Regions from separate parts of the Homo sapiens genome. Here region 1 is linked to region 2. Evidence: chromatin contacts called from ENCODE Hi-C or POLR2A ChIA-PET data. All regions are on one chromosome and are shown on one strand. Each heading gives the region's core, a stretch centred on a gene start or an enhancer-like site at or near the end of the contact. The rest is flanking DNA. Distances are from core to core; before and after follow the strand shown. Region 1 overlaps PHF21A (PHD finger protein 21A). Region 2 holds the start of CD82-AS1 (CD82 antisense RNA 1).

Region 1 (3,419 bases), core at 859-3,358, 1.3 Mb before region 2:
AGGAAAATAAAAGATATTGAGGTCTTCCTAGTGTTACTTAAATTAAGATCAAGGTAAGAAACATTGTAAAAAAAAATTACAAAAGTGCTATTTGTTTCCTAAAAACAGTGATTTCTATTAAAAAGGTGTCAGAACTGGAGAAAATGCCGTGTAGTTATAATTTTTTAGCACAGACCCTGCTGATCACGATGACATTTTGCCGTGTGTGTGTCTCTAGACTGGTGGGCCAGTCTCCTTGAAGGACAGAGGCGGAGCTCCCCACCCTTCTCTCTCCTCAGAAAAGACCGTGCTCTCTTCTTGGTGCAGGGATCTTGTCTCCTGTTGTGAAGCCCAAATGGAAGCGTGGATGGTATCAGGGCCCTACCCGTGGTCTTCTCAGATTCTGCTAGAGCAAAAGGCTGGTGCCTAAATAAGATCCCTTCCTTTGGTGCTGCTTTTGGTCTTTCAGCCACCAGCATTATGAGTGCCTGGGGGACACCTCCGAGGGAACTGGCCAGCGGAGCTCTGTGGTGCGCACGCACCCTGGCCGTGACAGGAGGGTGCGGGAGTACAGGCTGGCTGCATCAGCCCTTGGTGCTTAGAACAGAGGAGGAGTGACATGTTTTGAGGGTACGTCTCTGAGACAGAGCCCCAGCGTGGCCTTCGCTCTGTCTTGCCTTTGGGGAGAGGTCTGAAGCTCCCACTCCTTTCTCTGCCTGTTGGCTCCAGGCACCAGAAATTTACTCCACTCCACCCACCCACAAGCCTCCTGGGTGACCCTGGGCTAGAATTGCTGCGCTTGCCTCGGCTTGGCCGGTTGTGGCCTCTCCTTGAGAAAACCAGGGTTGTGAAAGACTCAGACCATTCTCTCATCTTGCCTTGTCAGAAGTAAATTGTGTCAGATTTGTGCTCTCGCTGGAGACCTTTGCCCCTTGCGTGCCCCTGGCCGATGGGAGGGCGGTGGAGGCTCTGTACCCTGGCCCTGCTGGAGCATCTCCCCCAAGCCCACTCCAGGCCCTGGGAATGGCCAGAGTCTAGGAGAGGTAGAAACGATCCTATCAGCTTCTCTCCCACCCAATTAGGCCCAGAGAGACAAAGACAGATCTGAAAGCAAATGCAACAGAGAAGAGACACTTCTTAGAGTAAAATGTGTCTCATCTCTATCAGCCATCGCCTTTCATCTTCCCAGGGGCCTCAGAAGAAGGAATTAAGTTAGGCTGAACAGGCCTCAGAGTTAGGCCCTGGCTGCTTGATTGGCTGAGGGGGAAAGAGTTCCCTTTTCTCATTCAGAAACCAAGGTGCTGTGTCTAGTCAGGGAGCCTTGGAGATGCCTGGACTAGTTGGAGGAATCGTTGGCAGAGGATCAGAGACCAGCAGCAGGCTGTCTGCCCTGTCTAGAGCTCTTCCCCTCAACTTGTCTGGGCCCATCTGGGGGTTGCCACACAACACCTAACTTACCTTTTCCTGAAAGAAGTTGGGAAACCATCATCACTAGAGGCCTTTGCTCAGAGAGGAGCTGCCTTAGGAGTCTTGGGTCGGAGGACGGGGCTAGGAATTGACCAGGGCTTTGCCTGCCGCCCTCAGCAGTGTCGGGTACATTCTGACCTCGCCTGCAGCTGGGCTGTGGATTCTTCCTGACATTCAGATGTGAGCTGTTTTGGGAGTCAGCTAGTATGGAGTACGAGATGCAACCCAGCCCCCAAACCTACATTCTGCACTCAAATTCCAAAACACTGCTTTACTGTAAAGAAGAGGCCCCTGGCACCCAATCTCCCTGTCCTTCACTGTCCCCTCAGACCTGGGCGGGGAGGGGGGGGGGCCTGTGACCACCTGAGACATACGCTCGTGACACTGCCCCACCCCAGCCACCTCCACTTGCTTCCTCCTCCTTCCCTCCGCTGCTCTTTCCCCACGGCCCAGAATTTAGCTGCTCTGACAGCCACTTTTGAGACCAGCTGGCTTTGTAGTCACTTCAGAGAGCTGGAGCGGCTGCCCACTGGGCCCTGACTGGGAGTCCCCTGCCAGCTCCTGATCAGGCGCTGCGCCCTGGTGGCAGTGATGACTGGGAGTCCCCTGCCAGCTCCTGTCCAGGCGCTGCATCCTGGTAACAGTGAGGCCATGTTGCTGTCATCTCCACCTCTGCATTCTTGCTGCCTGTGGGTCCTTTTTCTTTCATGGAGCCTGCTGGGTCTTGTCTCACCTGTGCTGAGCTCCTCTGGGGTTTTGATTTCTTCCTTCCTTATCAGGCCCTTTGGGGTAAGCCTGCTGGTTGTACCTGACATAGGGAGGCAGTTAGGGGCAGTCCCTGGTGGGGCCGCCCTGGCAGCCTCCAGCTGGCACCATCGTGTGCCTGGTTTCCCTGCAACACCTGCCTCTCTGTCCCTGCTGCTGCTTGGCTCAGGCCCAACAGGCAGCGTGCATGGAGGTGGTTACACACAGCTGTTTCCGTGAGGGTGACCGTGTCTGCAGCACGCTTCCGTCTCCGCATGCACGGCTGCCTCTCCAGCCACCTCTGATACTTCTCTCTTGGGGCCATCAGAGCCTCCCTTGGGCTGTCACCTCCCAGCTCACACACACTCTTCAGTGGTTTCCTCTCTTCATTCTCTTATAGGGCGTGGTCCTTCTTATTTATCTAAAGGGCTGAATTTAGGAGACTTTTTACCCAGGGGCAAAAGGCTCTTAGGGTAATGAGATGGATGGTGGCCCAGGTGCATTTTCCAGGGCCTGGGTTCTCCAGATCCCGTGGCTTCTGTTGAGTGGAGGCAACTTTGCTCTGTGTGAACCTCGCCCCTGTCCCTCTGCCGGGCACCCCTGGCAGGAAGCAGGACTCCCATCCTCACCCTGACTTAGACTGTCCTCTGAGTCAGCTCCTCTCCAAGACAGGAGTGGGCAGCCCTGGGCAGTCTTCTGGCCCCTTGCTAAAGTGAGGGGCAGGAAGCTGGGGCTGCCCTCCAGAAAGCCGGGGTAGGAACTCTGAAAAATACCTCCTCTAAACGGAAGCAGGGCTCTCCAGTTCCACTTGGCGCCCCCTCCCACAAGGCCCTTCCTCCCTGAGGACCCCACCCCCCTACCCCTTCCCCAGCAGCCTTTGGACCCTCACCTCTCTCCGGTGTCCGTGGGTCCTCAGCCCAGGGTGAGCTGCAGTCAGGCGGGATGGGACGGGCAGGCCAGAGGTCAGCCAGCTCCTAGCAGAGAAGAGCCAGCCAGACCCCAACCCTGTCTCTTGTCCATGCCCTTTGTGATTTCAGTCTTGGTAGACTTGTATTTGGAGTTTTGTGCTTCAAAGTTTTTGTTTTTGTTTGTTTGGTTTTTGTTTTGAGGGGGTGGGGGGGGATACAGAGCAGCTGATCAATTTGTATTTATTTATTTTAACATTTTACTAAATAAAGCCAAATAAAGCCTCTCAGCCTCATGGTGTTGGGTTTGGGGCAGGGGAGGGT
Region 2 (3,168 bases), core at 267-2,766:
GTATATGCTGTGCATGGACTCAACTGGAGGGATGGTGGGTGTTAGAGTCACTGTTATCTATGTTGTTATTGCTCTTCATCTCAGAGCATCTGCTTCTCCATCTGTCAACATAAAACCCTGCAGAGCCATTGTGAGGACAAGACGCTGTATGGAAAGTTTCTAGAAGATCCCACGTGCACACAGTAGGTGCTTCTTACGTGATAACTGTGACTCACAATTAACTGGCTCACCCAACAGCCATTCTTGGCTCCTTTCTCTCTTGTGCCTCTGTCTTTAGAGTCTGAAAGTTGGATACTCACATTCTCAGCCTCTTTTGCAACCAGGGGTGGCTTTGTAACCCAGTCTGGGGAAGTCTGTTGGAGGACTTTTTTTTTTTTTTTTTTTTGAGACAGGGTCTCACTCTGTTGCCCCAAGCTCTGTTTCATGGCTCCCTGTAGCCTCAACCTCCTGGCCTCAAGGATCCTCCTGCCTCAGCCTCCTGAGTAGCTGGGACCACAGGTGAACACCACCATGGCTAGCATTTTTAAAAATTTGTTTGTAGAAATGGGGTCTCACCATGTTGCCCAGGCTAGTCTCAGAGCAATCCTCCCACCTCTGCCTCCCTAAGTATTGGGATTACAGTCATGAGCCACTGCGCCTTTTCTGATAAAAGGGATGGCCATGTCTGGCACTGCCCACTTCCCCATCTTCAGGCCACAGCGGCACAGACATCGTGCCTGGTGCTGTGGCAGCCATCTTGGAACCACGAGGTAAGTGTCATAATGCAGGAAAGCCATCCCAGCGAGGATGCTCAACAGCCAGAACCAGGGCCTCTGAGCTTCCAAACCAGACTTCCGGTCAAGTCAACCACAGATGTCCTTCAACTTTAAGCCGCTGTAAGTCTGATTTTCTGTTTCTGAAAGCTGAACATCTCCCCTCGGACACAAGACTGATGTTTTTATTAACGGTCTCCTTCTAAACCTCATTTGTGGGTGAGTGGCATGGATTTAATAGTTGCTAAAGTATCTTAATAATAACAAGAATAACATTTATTGAGTACTTATGGTGCCATGCGCTATGTGTTTCACTCAGATAATCTCGAATAATCTTTGCAACCACTCTGAGAGTTCAGTTTTCTTATTGTTTCCATTTTACAGATGGTGGAACAGGCACATAGAGGCAAGCAGCTTGCCCAAGGCCACACAGCTAGAAAGCAGGGGGGTCAGGCTAAGATCCAGGCCCAGCGGGGACTGCCCACACCTGCCGCCTTCTCTTCTAACGCTCCCCCATTTGATCACAAGGAATAGTGTCCAGGAGGCCGTCCCTGACACCTACTGGATCTGTCTGTGACAACTGGGGGGGTTCCTTGTCCATCCCCCACACTCAGTCAATCACCCCCATGGTTGGTCCAGCCCAGTGAAGAGGGAGGGAGAGAGGGGCTTACCTTGCCCATGTTGAAGTAGAAGAGGGCCCCGGCCGTCACCTGGGCAATGAGGATCAGGAGCAGGAAAGCAAAGTACTGGGGACACAGAGCAGGCACAAAGTCAGCTGAGGGTCCCCGACCAGGTGCACCCAGCCTGCGTGCCCCGAGAGATGCTCTCCACCCGATGTTACGGCCAGCGCCGCGGTCAGGCTGCACTCGGCTGGATGAGAGGAAATGGGCAGGCAGCTGCGGAGGGATCCGTACTCACCAGCCCCAGCAGGCAGCGGACCTCGTTGACGGCGCCGATGCAGCCCAGGAAGCCCATGAGCATAGTGACTGCCCCCACGCCGATGAAGACATAGGCCCCCATCCTAAGCGAGCTGGAGGAGGTTTCTAGGGGGAAGAAGAAGTACAAAATCAGTGGGCACAGCAGGTATAAACACCTGGCCTAACCGTCCAGGTCTTCTTCCGGATCCCCTCTTTGGAGCCAGGGTGTTGGGGTCAGCTGCATTCCCCTGCTGGCTTCTCACTGCCCAACAGGGAACCAGGTCACCCCCATCCCCACTTGTGTCCCTCCCCCAGTAAAATTGCAATCCACACCCTCATCCAGCCTAAGCCCCTTCCCGGCTTTATTTTTTACTTCGTAAGGCTTCTCAGGATTGAATAGACTACATTTCACTGATTCTTCTTGCTCATTGTCTGCTCTCCCCCTCCACCAAGGACCTGAGGTGCATGAGGGCAGAAGCTTCACTTTATTCCTGGGGAACCCCCAGCTCGAACAGCGCCTCTCGCAGTGAGGTGCTGTGCACAGTGAATATCTGCGGAATTGACAGACAAGAGGCTGGCTGGTTCTCCAGGGGCCACTGACATTAAGATTCCAAGCTGATTTTTAACCCGCCTTCCTTCTTGTCCATATAATAACAAACACCAGCCTTTCTTGCCCACTCACTGTGCCTCATGGGCTTTCCACACGCCGTCTCCAACTCTGACATCACCCTGCCTGGCAGGCACTAGCATGGCCATTTCACAGAAGAAAAAAATGAGGCTCAGAAAGGCGAACAGGCAAGGGCCTGAGCTGGAATTTGAAAATATGCAAATCTCCAGTGCCACACTCTTTCCACTGATGCACGGGGCACATGTATTGCTACAGGTGTGCTGCATGTTCATTCGGCCAAGAAATGTTTACTGGGTGCCCACTTCATGCCAGGCACTGTGCCAGTTGCTGGGGATGCAGAAGAGTGACTAACAAGGTCTGACATTTGGGGGTGGGGAGTGGAGACAAAAAGTACACAATACAGGTTTTCTGGTTGTGTTGGGCGCCATGAAGATACCAAAGCTGGCTAACTGCAGAGAACTGCTGGGCTGGGAGAGGGTCAGAATGGGTCGACGAAGGCCAGCCTGAGCCAGTGACATTTGAGCCAAGACATGAATGAAGAAGTCAGCCAAGCAAAGATCTGTAAGAAAAGCATTCCAGGCAGGGAACACAGCAGGTGCAAAGGCCTGAGGAAGGAGGAGCTTGGTTATTTGAAGATTGGAAAGAAGGTGAGAGAACGGACCAGTGAGAGCAAGAAAGAAGCCCGGGAGGAAATGATGCTTAGGAGGTACAGGAATGGGCCTGATGGCTAAGACCCTCTTTAGAGCTACCTGTGGACAGGCCCATTCCGGGAGGTAGAGGTCAGGAGTCCTGCAGGGGCACTTGGCCAACATTTCCTAAGACACCCAACCCATCACACAGGGTAAAGCTCATGTCATCTCTAACTCACCAG

Evidence for each region. A loop is a pair of places that touch in the nucleus more often than their neighbours do. ChIA-PET counts read pairs that join two places held with the same protein, here RNA polymerase II (POLR2A). Pooled maps may share reads with other maps.
Region 1: a loop to region 2 is called in a map with no recorded cell type, with 2.7 times the contacts of the local background. The contact joins the enhancer-like site here to the promoter of CD82-AS1 in region 2. A Hi-C loop is called at or near these places in 1 of 37 single-sample maps with no recorded cell type and 3 of 50 pooled maps. POLR2A ChIA-PET finds 5 or more read pairs at or near these places in 1 of 52 experiments (GM12878).

The regions. Positions count from the first base shown.
Region 1 is chr11:45,929,285-45,932,703 of GRCh38, reverse strand. It overlaps PHF21A (PHD finger protein 21A), which reads left to right. Exons shown (of 19, transcript NM_001352027.3): 19 at 1-3,385. Among named protein-coding and RNA genes, the nearest start is that of LARGE2, 8.3 kb to the right of the region's middle. RefSeq lists enhancers at 2,117-2,206, 2,557-2,746. Within about 2 kb of position 2,108, at least 18 of the 41 ENCODE cell types and tissues checked have a DNase peak (open chromatin) inside an H3K27ac peak, as active enhancers do; they include GM12878, where a contact is called at or near this core.
Region 2 is chr11:44,603,685-44,606,852 of GRCh38, reverse strand. It overlaps CD82-AS1 (CD82 antisense RNA 1), which reads left to right and starts at 1,516. Exons shown (of 2, transcript NR_182290.1): 1 at 1,516-1,835; 2 at 2,123-2,345. It overlaps CD82 (CD82 molecule), which reads right to left. Exons shown (of 10, transcript NM_002231.4): 5 at 1,671-1,795; 6 at 1,424-1,498.